Linked DNA regions of Homo sapiens: region 2 is linked to region 1. A link is an interaction called in ENCODE POLR2A ChIA-PET data of the cell type or tissue named here. Cell type or tissue: GM12878. All regions are shown on one strand. Links, peaks and the distances in the headings refer to the core of each region. The heading gives the core; the rest is flanking DNA.

Region 1 (6,127 bases), core at 715-4,714:
TGCCCTTCCAAAGTGCTGGGATTACAGGCATGAGCCACTGTGCCTGGCCTGATTTTTTTTTTTGTAAAGACAGTCTCGCTCTGTTGCCCAGGCTGGAGTGCAGTGGCACAATCTTGGTTCACTGCAACCTCTGCCTCCTGGGTTCAAGCAATTCTCTTGCCTCAGCCTCCTGAGTAGCTGGGATTACAGATGCCCTCCACCATGCCCGGCTAATTTTTGTATTTTTAGTAGAGATGGGATTTCACCATGTTGGTCAGGCTGGTCTCGAACTCCTGACCTCAGGTGATCCACCTGCCTCAGCCTCCCAAAGTGCTAGGATTACAGGCATGAGCCACGGCGCCCGGCCAACGTTTTTTTTTTTTTTTTTTTTTTTTTTAAATGAGACTACTTACATGGTGTTGTGTATTTCCATGAGGAACACCATAATGCCTGCTTGTCTGTCATTTTGTGATGTTTGCAGCCATCGTGTCTCAAAAAAGAATTGGTTCCTGGCCAGATGCGGTGGCCCACACCTGTACCAGCACTTTGGGAGGCCAAGCTGGGTTGGTCATCTTGAGGTCAGGAGTTTGAGACCAGCCTGGCCAACATTGTGAAACCCCTGACCTCAAGTGATTTGCCTGCTTCAGCCTCCCAAAGTGCTAGGATTACAGGCATGAGCCACCGTGCCTGGCCTTAATTTTTGGTAGAGACAGCATAGGATCTCCCTATGCTGCTCAGGCTGGTCTTAAACTCCTGGGCCTCCCAAAGTCCTGGGATTACAGGTGTAAGCCACCATGCCTGGCCTTTACCAAAGAAATCTTTGCCTAGTCAAAGGTTATAAAGATTTTCTCCTATGTTTTCTAATAGAAATTTTATAGTTTTAGGTTTTACATCTAGGTCTCTGATCCATTTTTAGTTATTTTTTGTTTGGTATGAGATATTGAAGGTTTTTTTCTTGTACTTGGATATTTAATTGTTCTAGTACATGGAACTCTGTTTTTGTTGAAAAGTCTATTCTTTCTCCACTAAACTGCTCTGTTCATGTTTGTTGAAAATCAGTTCATGTGTACACAAAATGATGACCTTTTTTCTTTTTTCACTCAATGCAAGTAATGATAAGCATTGTCCACACAGGAAAAAGATAGTTAAAGGTGTTGCCGGGCACGATGGCTCACGCCTGTAATACCAGCACTTTGGGAGGCCGAGGTGAATGGGTCACCTAAGGTCAGAAGTTCAAGACCAACCTGGCCAACATGGTGAAACCCCGTCTCTACTAAAAGTACAAAAATTAGCTGGGCATGGTGGCAGGTGTCTGTTATCCCAGCTACTCAGGAGGCTGAAGCAGGAGAATCACTTGAACCCAGGAGGCGGAGGTTGCAGTGAGCTGAGATCACACTACTGCACTCCAGCCTGGGTGGCAAGAGTGAGACTCCATCTCAAAAAAAAAAAAGATGTTAAGGTGGGCTTGGTGCAGTGACTCATGCCTGTAATCCCAGCACTTTGCGAGGCCGAGACAGGTGGATCACTTGAAGTGAGGAGTTCGAGACCAGCCTGGCCAACATGGTGAAACCCCGTCTCTACTAAAAATACAAAAATTATCTGGGCGTGGTGGTGGGCACCTGTAATCCCAGCTACTCAGGAGGCTGAGGCAGGAGAATCACTTGAACCTGGGAGGAGGAGGTTGCAGTGAGCCGAGATCACTCCACTCCAGCCTGGACAACACAGCAAGACTCCATCTCAAAAATAAACAAAAATAAATAAATAAATAAAAATAAAGATGTTAAGTTGGCCCATAATGGGCAGAACCTAAAAAAGAAATTTGACTTCCTGTTCTAGTCGAAAGCGTCCCTCACTGTGGTCTTCCGGGCTGCACTGTCCTCCCTCACTCCCTCTGTCTCCTTGCTTAGGGATTGCCTTATTTCCCCATGCAAGTGCAGCCCTCATGTTTTATCTCTGTTGTCCAGGTCAGTTTGTGAACTGATTGCTAACCTCTTTCCAGATCATCTCTTTGGCTAAGGAGATCTTTGGCCCTACTTTGTTTTCCTGAACTAGAGCAAACCCACATTTTAGAATGGGCCTCTTCAAAGGCCAATCAGCAGATAAGCCAGGAAGGACCTTTGACTACAGGCTAATTGTAGGGTGACTTAGACCCAGGGCACCACAGATGGTCAGAACTGGAAAGATTCATGGAGGTCATTTCATCTGGCCGGGGCCCAGAAGGACTAGGAGATGTGCCTGCAGTCCCTCAAGGTCAGGTGGCAAATTGGTGGCTGGGATGAGATGAGACTGGAGGTAGATGCTAGTTTTCCTGGGCTGACCCGGATTGTAGTTTTTATATATTTCAAATTTGGCCATTTCATTTTAAGTTAAATATGTTTAGTAAATCTGAAAAGAGAAACCAGAAAGTAACGGTTCCCGTCAGCTTGGGGAAGTGAATCCTTCTGTGACTTCACCAACACTTACCCTAAAGAGGCCTATAAAAAGCTCCTTTGGACTTCCCCCGCCTCCTAAGAAGGAGTAAATATCTCCTTGGCCTTGACCAAATAGAGTTGGTATTTAGCAGCTGCTTGAGCTGATGCTTCTGAGGCAAATGAGTCTCTTAACATCTAACTGAGTTGGTCAGCTCTCTGTAAGAGGCCTGAAAGTCAGAAGGCAACTTGCTGTGTGTCTCTGGCAAGTAACTTTCCTTCTCTGGGCTGCAGTTCCTTCATCTGTTCAGATGGAGTTGGACTACAGGGTAGGTCAAGCCTTGCTGCCTCTGCACCTCCACAGTTCTAAAATATAATCTGCATTTTTTTTTTTTTTTGAGACGGAGCCTCGCTCTGTTGCCCAGGCTGGAGTGCAGTGGCGCAATCTCGGCTCACTGCAAGCTCTGCCTCCCGGGCTCAAGCCATTCTGCCTCAGCCTCCCGAGTAGCTGCGACTACGGGCACCTGCCACCACGCCCAGCTAATTTTTTGTATTTTTAGTAGAGACGGGGTTTCACCGTGTTAGCCATGATGGTCTCGATCTCTTGACCTCGTGATCCACCTGCCTCAGCCTCCCAAAGTGCTGGGATTACAGGCGTGAGCCACTGTGCCCGGCCTTTTTTTTTTTTTTTTTTTTTTTTAATGGAGATGGAGTCTCACTATGTTGTCCAGGCTGGTCTCGAGCTCCTGGCCTTAAGCAATCACCTCGCTTCAGCCTCCCAAAGTGCTGGGATCAAGGGTTTGAGCCACCATATGCCTGGACTTAAAAAAAACAACAACTCATCAAATATTGAGGGCCTGTTTTGGCCAGACACTGTTTTAGATGTTGGAGATTCAGCAGTGAATCAATCAGAATTCTTGCCCTCTTGGATCAGGCTTTCTTTCACTCAGCAATATGCAGCTAAGGTTTTTCCACAATTTCTCCTGGCCTGATAGTGTGTTTCTTTTTGGTGTGGAATAACATTTCATTGTGCGGTTCCAGCACACAGTTTGCTTATCCATTCACCTATTAAAGGATGTCTTAGCTGGGCACAGTGGCTCATGCCTGTAATCCCAGCACTTTGGGAGGCCGAGGTGGGCAGATCACGAGGTTAGGAGTTCGAGACCAGCCTGGCCAACATAGTGAAACCCCCGTCTCTACTAAAAATACAAAAAATTAGCTGGACGTGGTGGTAGGCGCCTGTAATCCCAGCTACTTAGGAGGCTAAGGCAGGAGAATTGATTGAACCTGGGAGGCGGAGGTTGCAGTGAGCTGAGATCATGCCATTGTACTCCAGCACAGGTGACAGTGCGAGACTCCGTCTCAAAAAACCCAAAAAAACAGGACATCTTAGTTGCTTCCAAGCTTTAGCATTTATGAATAAAGTTGCCATAAGCCTTCATGTGCAGGTTTTTGCATGGATATAAATCTCCATCATTTTATTTTATTTTATTTTATTTTTAAATGAGACGGGGTGTGCCCAGGCTGGTCTTGAACTCCTGACCTCAAGCAATCCACCCACCTTGGCCTTCCAAAGTGCTGAGATTACAGGCATGAGCCACTATGGCCGGCCTTCATTTTATTTTTTAAAACTTAATAGAGCTAAAGGGCTGAGGAAATAATGAGAAGCCAACCACTGATGGAGGATTCTGGAGGAAGTTCTGATAGGCTGCAAGCCCCAAAGATAGGGGCACCTTGGCAACAGTTCCTTTTTTTCTTTGTTCTTTCAGATTTACTCAGCAAATGACTCAAACACCAGTAAACTAAAATAAAAAAAAAAAAGAAAGAAAGAAAGAGAGGATTCACTGTCCAGTAACTTTCAATAGCTGATTTCTTACCCATTTTGACTTTCTTCTGTTGCTCTTCTCAGGGGAGTCAAACATCAAGAGGCTACAGGGCGCCGGGTGCGGTGGCTCACGTCTGTAATGCCGGCACTTCAGGAGGTCGAGGCGGGCGGATCATCTGACGTCAGGAGTTTGAGACCAGCCTGGCCAACGTGGTGAAACCCTGTCTCTACTAATAATAAAAAACTAGCTGGGTGAGGTGGCTCATGCCTGTAATCCCAGCACTTTGGGAGGCCGAGGCAGGCAGATCACTTGAGGTTAGGAGTTTGAAACCAGCCTTGCCAACATGGTGAAACCCCGTCTCTACTAAAACTATAAAAATTATCTGGGCGTGGTGGCACCTGCCTGTAATCCCAGCTACTCTGGAGGCTGAGGCAGGAGAATGGCTTGAATCCGGGAGGCGGAGGTTGCTGTGAGCTGAGATCGCGCCATTGCACTCCAGCCTAGGCAACAGGAGCGAAACTCCGTTGTTTCGCTACAGGAAATTCCAAAAAGAGGCTACAGGAAATGTCAATACCAGGCCAGAGAAGAAGGGTTCCCAAGTTTGCTGGAGGGTCTCAAGGCTTCCAGCTTTGTGGTTTTCGGCATTTGGTTCTCTTTGACCAGATCATCAACTGTTGTGGGTGACCACGCCTCCTCACTCATCACCTGTTTCTGAGCTTCTGTGAGAAAGAATTTTCTGGCTGGGCGCGGTGGCTCACTCCTGTAATCCCAGCACTTTGGGAGGCCGAGGTGGGTGGATCAACTGAGGTCAGGAGTTCAAGACCAGCCTGGCCAACATGGTGAAACCCCTTCTCTACTAAATATACAACAAAAATTAGCCAGGCGTGGTGGAAGGTGCCTATAATCCCAGCTACTCGGGAGGCTGAGGCAGGAGAATCGCTTGAACCTGGGAGGCAGAGGTTGCAGTGAGCCAAGATCACGCCACTGCACTCGAGCCTGGGCAACAAGAGCGAAAATCTGTCTCAAAAAATAAAATAAAAGGAATTTTTGCTGTGTCTGTGGGAAGCCCATCTTCACCCTGCCTGCCATCAAATGCACACAGAGAACAGAGTGCAGCCCTGTCGTGAAGGTAGAGGTGTCTGTGTGTGGAAGGGTTGACATGTCCCACATCCACCGCAAACCATGTCTTCTTTTATTTTTTATTTTTTGAGACAGAGTCTCGCTCTGTAGCCCAGGCTGGAATGTAGTGGCAGCGGTTTTGGCTCACTGCAACCTCTGTCTCCAAAGTTTCAGCAGTTCTCCTGCCTCAGCCTCCTGAGTAGCTGGGATTACAGGCACGCGCCACCACACCCAGCTAATTTTTTATTATTAGTAGAGACAGAGTTTCACCATGTTGGCAAGGCTGGTCTCGAACTCCTAACCTCAGGTGATCTGCCTTCCTCGGCCTCCCAAAGTGCTGGGATTCCAGGCGTGAACCACCGCGCCTAGCCACAGACCACGTCTTCTTCCGTGACAATTTACGGTTCCTGACTCAAGGATGACTACCTCTCCCAGCACTTTGGAAGGCTGAGGCAGGAGGATTACTTGAGCCCAGGAGTTCAAGACCAGCCTGGGCAACAATAGTGAGACTTTGTTTCTACCAAAAAAAAAAAAAAAAAAAAACCGCTGGATGTGTGGCACGCGCCTGTAGTCCTAGCTCCTTGGGAGGCTGAGGTGGAAGGTTCTCTTGAGCCTGGGAGGTCAAGGCTACAGTGAGCCAAAATCATGCCACTGCACTCCAGCCTGGGAGTGCAGGACCCCGTCTCAAAAACAAAAAATGGGCCGGGCGAGGTGGCTCACGCCTGTAATCCCGGCACTTTGGGAGGCCGAGGCAGGAGGATCATGAGGTCAGGAGATCAAGACCATCCTGGCTAA
Region 2 (6,127 bases), core at 730-4,729, 67 kb after region 1:
CTGGAACAATTCCTGGTAATTTTAAGCCCTTCACACACAAAAATCAAAGGACCAGATGGGATTTTAGAGTATTTTCCAATCCATATTCCTATCATAAAGCCTAGTAACTGAAGTCACAAATACAAGCAAGGTAATTATCTGATTTTAGAAGGCTTCCACAGAATTCACAGAAATGTAATCCCCTACTGATTCAACTGAGGTCAAACTCAACACTAGTTCACACAGGACAGCAAAACACCATCATTACCACTTGTGTCTGTACAGTAAGGAGTGACCTAATACAAAAGCAAGGTTTGTGGGGCAAAAAGGACACACAGGGACCTTGTGGCATGGGCCCAGCTGCTCCTGCTCACCTTGCTCTCTGCCCACTTGGCTTCTCTGGGCCTCAGATAAATCCCCTTATAAAATAAGAGTCCTATGATGCTATGTTCTTTTTCACTTTAAACTTTTTTCAATTTTTTCTGAGACAGGGTTCTTGCTCTTTCACCCAGGCTGGAGTGCAGTGGCGTGAACACAGCTCACTACAGCCTTGAACTCCCACCTCAGCTTCTGGAGCAGTCAGGACTACAGGCATGTGCTGCCACGCCCAGCTAATTTTAATTTTTTTTTTGGTAGAGATGGGGTCTTGCTCTATTGAACAGGGCTGGTCTCAAACTCCTGGCCTCAAGCGATCCTCCCACCTTAGCCTCCCAAGTGCTGGGATTTCAGGCATCAGCCACTATGCCTGACCTAAAGTCAAACTTTTAAAAGGTACAATATATTGTGTACCTGTTACACTTCCTTCCTGTATTAAAGGCAACCCTTCCCAGAGATAGTACTTTTATTTTACAGATGAACAAACCAGAGCTCAAAGAGGTCAGATGTCTTGACCACAAACAGCTAATAAAAAGAAAAAGTGCAATTCAATTCAAATTCCAGTCTGTGTTGTTCTCAAAAACATTTTGCGAACCTGTCTTAAACGAGGACAAGGGAACAAACTAAACTACAGAGTGGCAAAGATCCAAATGCACATCTTTCCTTCAGGCAGTATAAGGACAGAAAAATAGGACAAGATGGTCTCCTATGCTGTGGGAAAGACAGGGAAATCCTCAGAAAAATGGGTCTAAACACTTGACTCCTAAAAATGTCATCATAAATCCTATCGTCTCCTTACCAACTAACTGCGTAATTTATCAGGAAACACTACTTCCTTCATCTATCTAGACTTATCATATTACAAAGGTACCAAGTTATCTACTTGCAAAAATACCAAATATGGTATGAGGGAAATACTCATACACAGAGTCTGAGGAGCCATCCTTAAAAATTATGGAGTGGGGAGACGGTGATGCATGCAGGGCATTAAACTCCCCACCAAACTAGGGGGAAAAAGCTTCCCAATTTACTAAGTTTTAATATCCCTGAAAACATTAGGATTTCATGAGCAAAATATATTACGCTCATTACATGTCCATTACTAACTGAGCAACTCTATTAAAATGAGAGATGAGAGGATTGCTTGAGGCCAGGAGTTCGAGACCAGTCTGTGTCTTTATTAAAAAAAAAAAAGGGATTATTAAAATAATATTCATTTCTTGTCATACTTGGTATTTTTTCAGATTTTTTCCCTCATGTTTAATGCAACCACTAGGCTCTCCAATACAAGGAAAGTATGTAAAGCACTGCTTGTATTCCTGGTTAAGTGTCAGAACCACATACATTGTGCCATAATAATCCTAAGAGTACCCACTGGCATTCCTGAAGCACTTCAGCTAGTGACACCATTCATCACCCTCAGGCCCAGTTTTAGAGATGAGAAAAATAAAGAAGGGCCACTAGCCTCTCCAGGACACAGATACGTAGGTCCTACAGGTCCTCAAAGGGGAGAGCCCCATATCTCAGTCTTTTTATTAATCATCATCACCTCCGCCATGTCTTTGTAGACATTTTTTCCTTAATTACCACTTCTCATGAAATTCTGATACCACAGATGAAAATACACATATATTTATGTACTGTACTGTTTATCTGTGCTTTATGCATGAAGAGTTGAGTTTTGTTTTTTCACCCTCCAAGAACCAAATTTCAATCCTTTGAGGGAAAAATCAAGACCTAGCTCATTCACTCCACCAAATCACTCAGAACACACGTAAGTCAGAAACTATTAACAAGTTGGGAGCCAAAAGATATTTTTTGATGTGTTGGTTTTACCAGTCAGCAATAGATACAAGGGCTTAATAATTTTCACTTTATCCCTGTTCTTAGCATTTTTATTGCTGGGTGTTAAACAGAAACAGAAGTTCTATCTGTTGTAAAGTTTATTCCACTGGCCTCATTAGGTACATGGTTTTTGCCTTACTTTAAAAATTCTAAAACTATACATGCTCCCACCCACAATATCATGCTTTTGTATTCAAAATCTAGCCAACTTGCTCTGCTCCTGTGTGGGTACCTAAGTACAATGGTGTGTGGGCCAATCTTAAAAAGGGCAGAACAGCCCCCCACCTCCAGCCAAGCTCACCCAATTACTAATATGACAAATACTGACAGCCAAATAAAGTACTACAGTTAAATACTAAAGGCTTTCCCATTTTGGGGGTAGAGGAAGGAAGAGGGCTAAGCCTAGGGAATGGAAAGGAAAAAAATTATGACTGCTTGAGGTGGGTAATAAAAGGAGACAGAAGGGAGAGTAAGTGCTCTAGGTGCCCAGCAGAAAGTATAAAACCCTTTTAAAAGCCCAGCAGACAGTTTGTTCTGGACACCATATTTCATAATCTATTCCTGTCACAAAGTATGTGTATCTGTTTGATTTGGGGGAAAGGGAAGGCTATTTTCCATCCCATAGATCTCCTGGTTTCTAATTTTAAGAGCCAAGAGTCCCATTCTCAAAGATAGGGTAGCACCTCACCTAAACTATCTTCTTTGGTCAATGTGTGCCCTGTACCCACTCATAAATAAGGAACTGCCAGGTCACAGGTCACCTCTAAAATCAGTTACAGAGGATAGGCTACTTTTACTTCCACACAGTCTCATTTCATTTTCTGCTTCTAAACTTTCTCCATGGAGTATCTTTTCTACTCTGGAAAGCTATGTGGATTGTGGTGAGGAGAGTGATAGATACACTGTCTATTATTTCAGGAAACCAAAAGTACAACAAATGCAAGGAATGTTATACTCTATTTACAAAATGCTTTACTAAGTCTCACGCTTATTAAATCACAACTCTGAATTTTTGCTGAGCTTAAGAGCAAACTAGCGGGCCGGGCATGGTGGCTCACGCCTGTAATCCCAGCACTTTGGGAGGCCGAGGAGGGTGGATCACCAAGTCAAGAGATCGAGACCATCCTGGCCAACATGGCGAAACCCCATCTCTACTAAAAATACAAAAAAATTAGCCGGGCATGGTAGCAGGTGCCTGTAGTCCCAGCTACTCGGGAGGCTGAGGCAGGAGAATGGCGTGAACCCGGGAGGTGGAGATTGCAGCAAGCGGAGATCGCCCCACTGCACTCCAGCCTGGGCGACAGAGCAAGACTCCGTCTCAAAAAAAAAAAAAAAAAAAAAAAAAAAAAAAAAAAAAAAGTTTGGCATTCCTCAAGGTTTGCTTTTTGATATTGTTCTAACTCTACAGTTTCACTTTAGAAAGAGCCAACCTCTGCACAAACTTCATTGCTGCCTGTATTCTATTTGGATATGCCCAAATCTCTGCAGCCTAAACCAGCATATCTAACAGCCCAATACATCTCTTTCCCTCTATGTCTCACAAGAACCACAAACTTAACCATAACCAAATGGAACTCAGTATGTTCCAAAAAATATTCTATCTCCCATATTACCTTGCCCAATTAATAGTACGCATAGCCACCAAGCTGCCTTGTACATTGCCTCTACTAGTGAACTCAAACCAACTGGGCTTAAATCGCCAGCCCATATCCTTCACAGTAGTGGCTGTGGTTTTATTACATACCTATGTAGACACTCAACATGTTTGAGAAATGAGTTAGTCTCTCCTTTAGCAAACAGCAGCTTACATTTAGTAAAGATTTATTATGTACCAGAATTCATGACAAATTAGGCCATTTCATCTTCACAACTCTGTAAGGTGTATAGGTACTATAACCATTTTACAGATGAAGAATCTAAGGTCCACCCAGAAAAACCAGATACCTTGCCCAAGGAGACAGAGCTTACAAGTGGAAGAGGCAGGATCGGAACCCAGGTCTGACCAATTCCAGAGTCCATGTCTGTAACCACTATGTAAACTTCCCTCCCTGTGTTGTTTTATACCATCTTTAATGGACCCCCAAAGATCATCGTCCATACTATTTCTGACCAGTACGTCCTGTAATCAGTCATCTGACAGGTTTCTATTAGGGTTGTCTATTTTCTGCAGCTGTAGGGGATGGAGGTATTTCAGATTTAAGACTATTATGGACAATGAACTCAGAATAACAGGATTACTCTAAACTGCTTCACAGACAAGTATCTAGTACCCAATCTAATCTCTCCATTCTATCCAAACATAAAAACCCAGCCAAGCAGAAAAAGGCAGTGTTTTGAGGTCCATTTAGGAAAAAAATCTACTAACTACTTATTTACTTAGGTCAATTCTCACAGGGAAAAAGCATCTCTCATTTTTCAGAAGACAGAGCAGTCTGAAAACATCGAAATTGTTTTTATTTGGTAGTTTTGAGCCTAACACCCAAACTTCTAATGGCAGACCATGAAGAGTAAAATCAAACGAATCTTGTACTGGCCACCTTTATTTTTAGGACATTCTCTGGCAGTTCTAGTATCAAATGATTGCTATAATGAGAATATGTGAGCTCCACAAGCTGGCAGGTGTCCGACACCAACCCCACTGCAGCTCCATCTGCTGCCCACCCAGAGGCTTATGTTTACAGTGGGAAAAGTCCATCAAGGGGGCAGAAACGAATGGCTCATCTTACGCTAGATCTCCTACGGTTAACTTTCTCAAAACAAAACAAACAAAAAACAAAACCCCGAAACCTCTAAATTAGAACCATTTAAATCTTCCTGGACAGAACTTTATATCCAAGAAATTCTAAATCCTACTTTAATGAATTCTACTTTGCTATAAATAATGGTACAGAAAAGTCAGCTATTCTTTTACTCAGAATAAATCAGTTTTGCATTTTTAATAAAAGTGAAACACAGAAGACTAGATGGGGACAGGTTATTCTGGTGAGAAGATGACTTAAAAGGTTCACCTTATACAACTGTGGTAGTAATGGATTGCTTGGTTTAACTTGAAAAGGAACATCTGGTACAATCTATACCAAAGCGAAAAAGTTCAAATTAAAGTACAACAAAGAAAAAAGAAAGTACAATGGAACTATGGGGGATAGAAAGAAAATGAGTGAAAGAAAAAAAACCGCCAGTACAATGAGTCATTAAAAGATAAAATAGAAGTGGTTAGAAACAATTAATAACCAGTGGGTGCCCAGGGGTTGCTCAGGAGCACCAAAAAGATGAACAGAATGGCTAGAGGAATGGACTCACACTCAGCATGCCCAACCCAACCCATCAGCTGCCCATGTCTCCCTTCTATTGAAATTGCCCATTTCTACCTGTAGAAATACCATTTTTCACACTATTTCTCCTCTTTCCTCTCTTTCATAGTCGTACCTAATCACATATCAAGTCTTACTCTTCCTTTAAAACACATGTAAACATAACAAGGATGTTTACCTAAGCATTATTTTAATAGCGGGAGGCAGAAAGGAAACACCCTACAATGTCCAGTAGTAGAACAGTTAAATATTTATTTATAGTGCATTCATATAATGAAATACCTTGCAGCCGTTACAAATTTCAGAGCAGAACTTGGAAAAAAAAAATCATGGAGATGCTGAGCTTCAGCCCTGATCAAATCTTATCTGATCTCTATACTACCTTTCAACGTTTCGATTATGTGAGCCAATACACACATAACTCGACTGTGTAGGCTAGTATAACACATTCTGTTAACTGCAAATAACAGTGGCTTAACACAATGGGAAAATGTTTATTTTTCTAAAAGGCAAGTTATATACAGTATGGTCTCTACTTTTAAAATGCCCAGGACAGGAATAGTGGTTCACACCTGTAATCCCAGCACTTTGGGAGGCTGGCACAGGCAATCATTTGA

Evidence for each region. Peaks named below come from ENCODE experiments on the same cell type or tissue, not always from the same donor. Only the 100,000 strongest peaks of a DNase experiment are listed, where the experiment ranks them.
Region 2: POLR2A ChIA-PET joins it to region 1 with 6 read pairs; 13 of 35 experiments call an interaction of 5 or more read pairs at or near these places.

The regions. Positions count from the first base shown.
Region 1 is chr17:75,293,415-75,299,541 of GRCh38, forward strand. LOC124904059 (a long non-coding RNA gene) reads left to right here and starts at 2,105. Exons shown (of 2, transcript XR_007065908.1): 1 at 2,105-2,229; 2 at 4,297-4,465. RefSeq lists a silencer at 1,123-1,312 and enhancers at 2,363-2,422, 2,503-2,592, 2,613-2,662, 2,703-2,752, 4,165-4,424 and 1 more. In GM12878, for the core only: no CTCF peak of the experiment used is centred there; DNase peaks (open chromatin) are centred at 2,057, 2,507 and 4,207; H3K4me3 peaks cover 2,233 bases; H3K27ac peaks cover 4,000 bases.
Region 2 is chr17:75,360,341-75,366,467 of GRCh38, forward strand. All of the region lies in intron 2 of GRB2 (growth factor receptor bound protein 2), which reads right to left. Among named protein-coding and RNA genes, the nearest start is that of GRB2, 42 kb to the right of the region's middle. In GM12878, for the core only: no CTCF peak of the experiment used is centred there; no DNase peak of the experiment used is centred there; H3K4me3 peaks cover 458 bases; H3K27ac peaks cover 1,641 bases.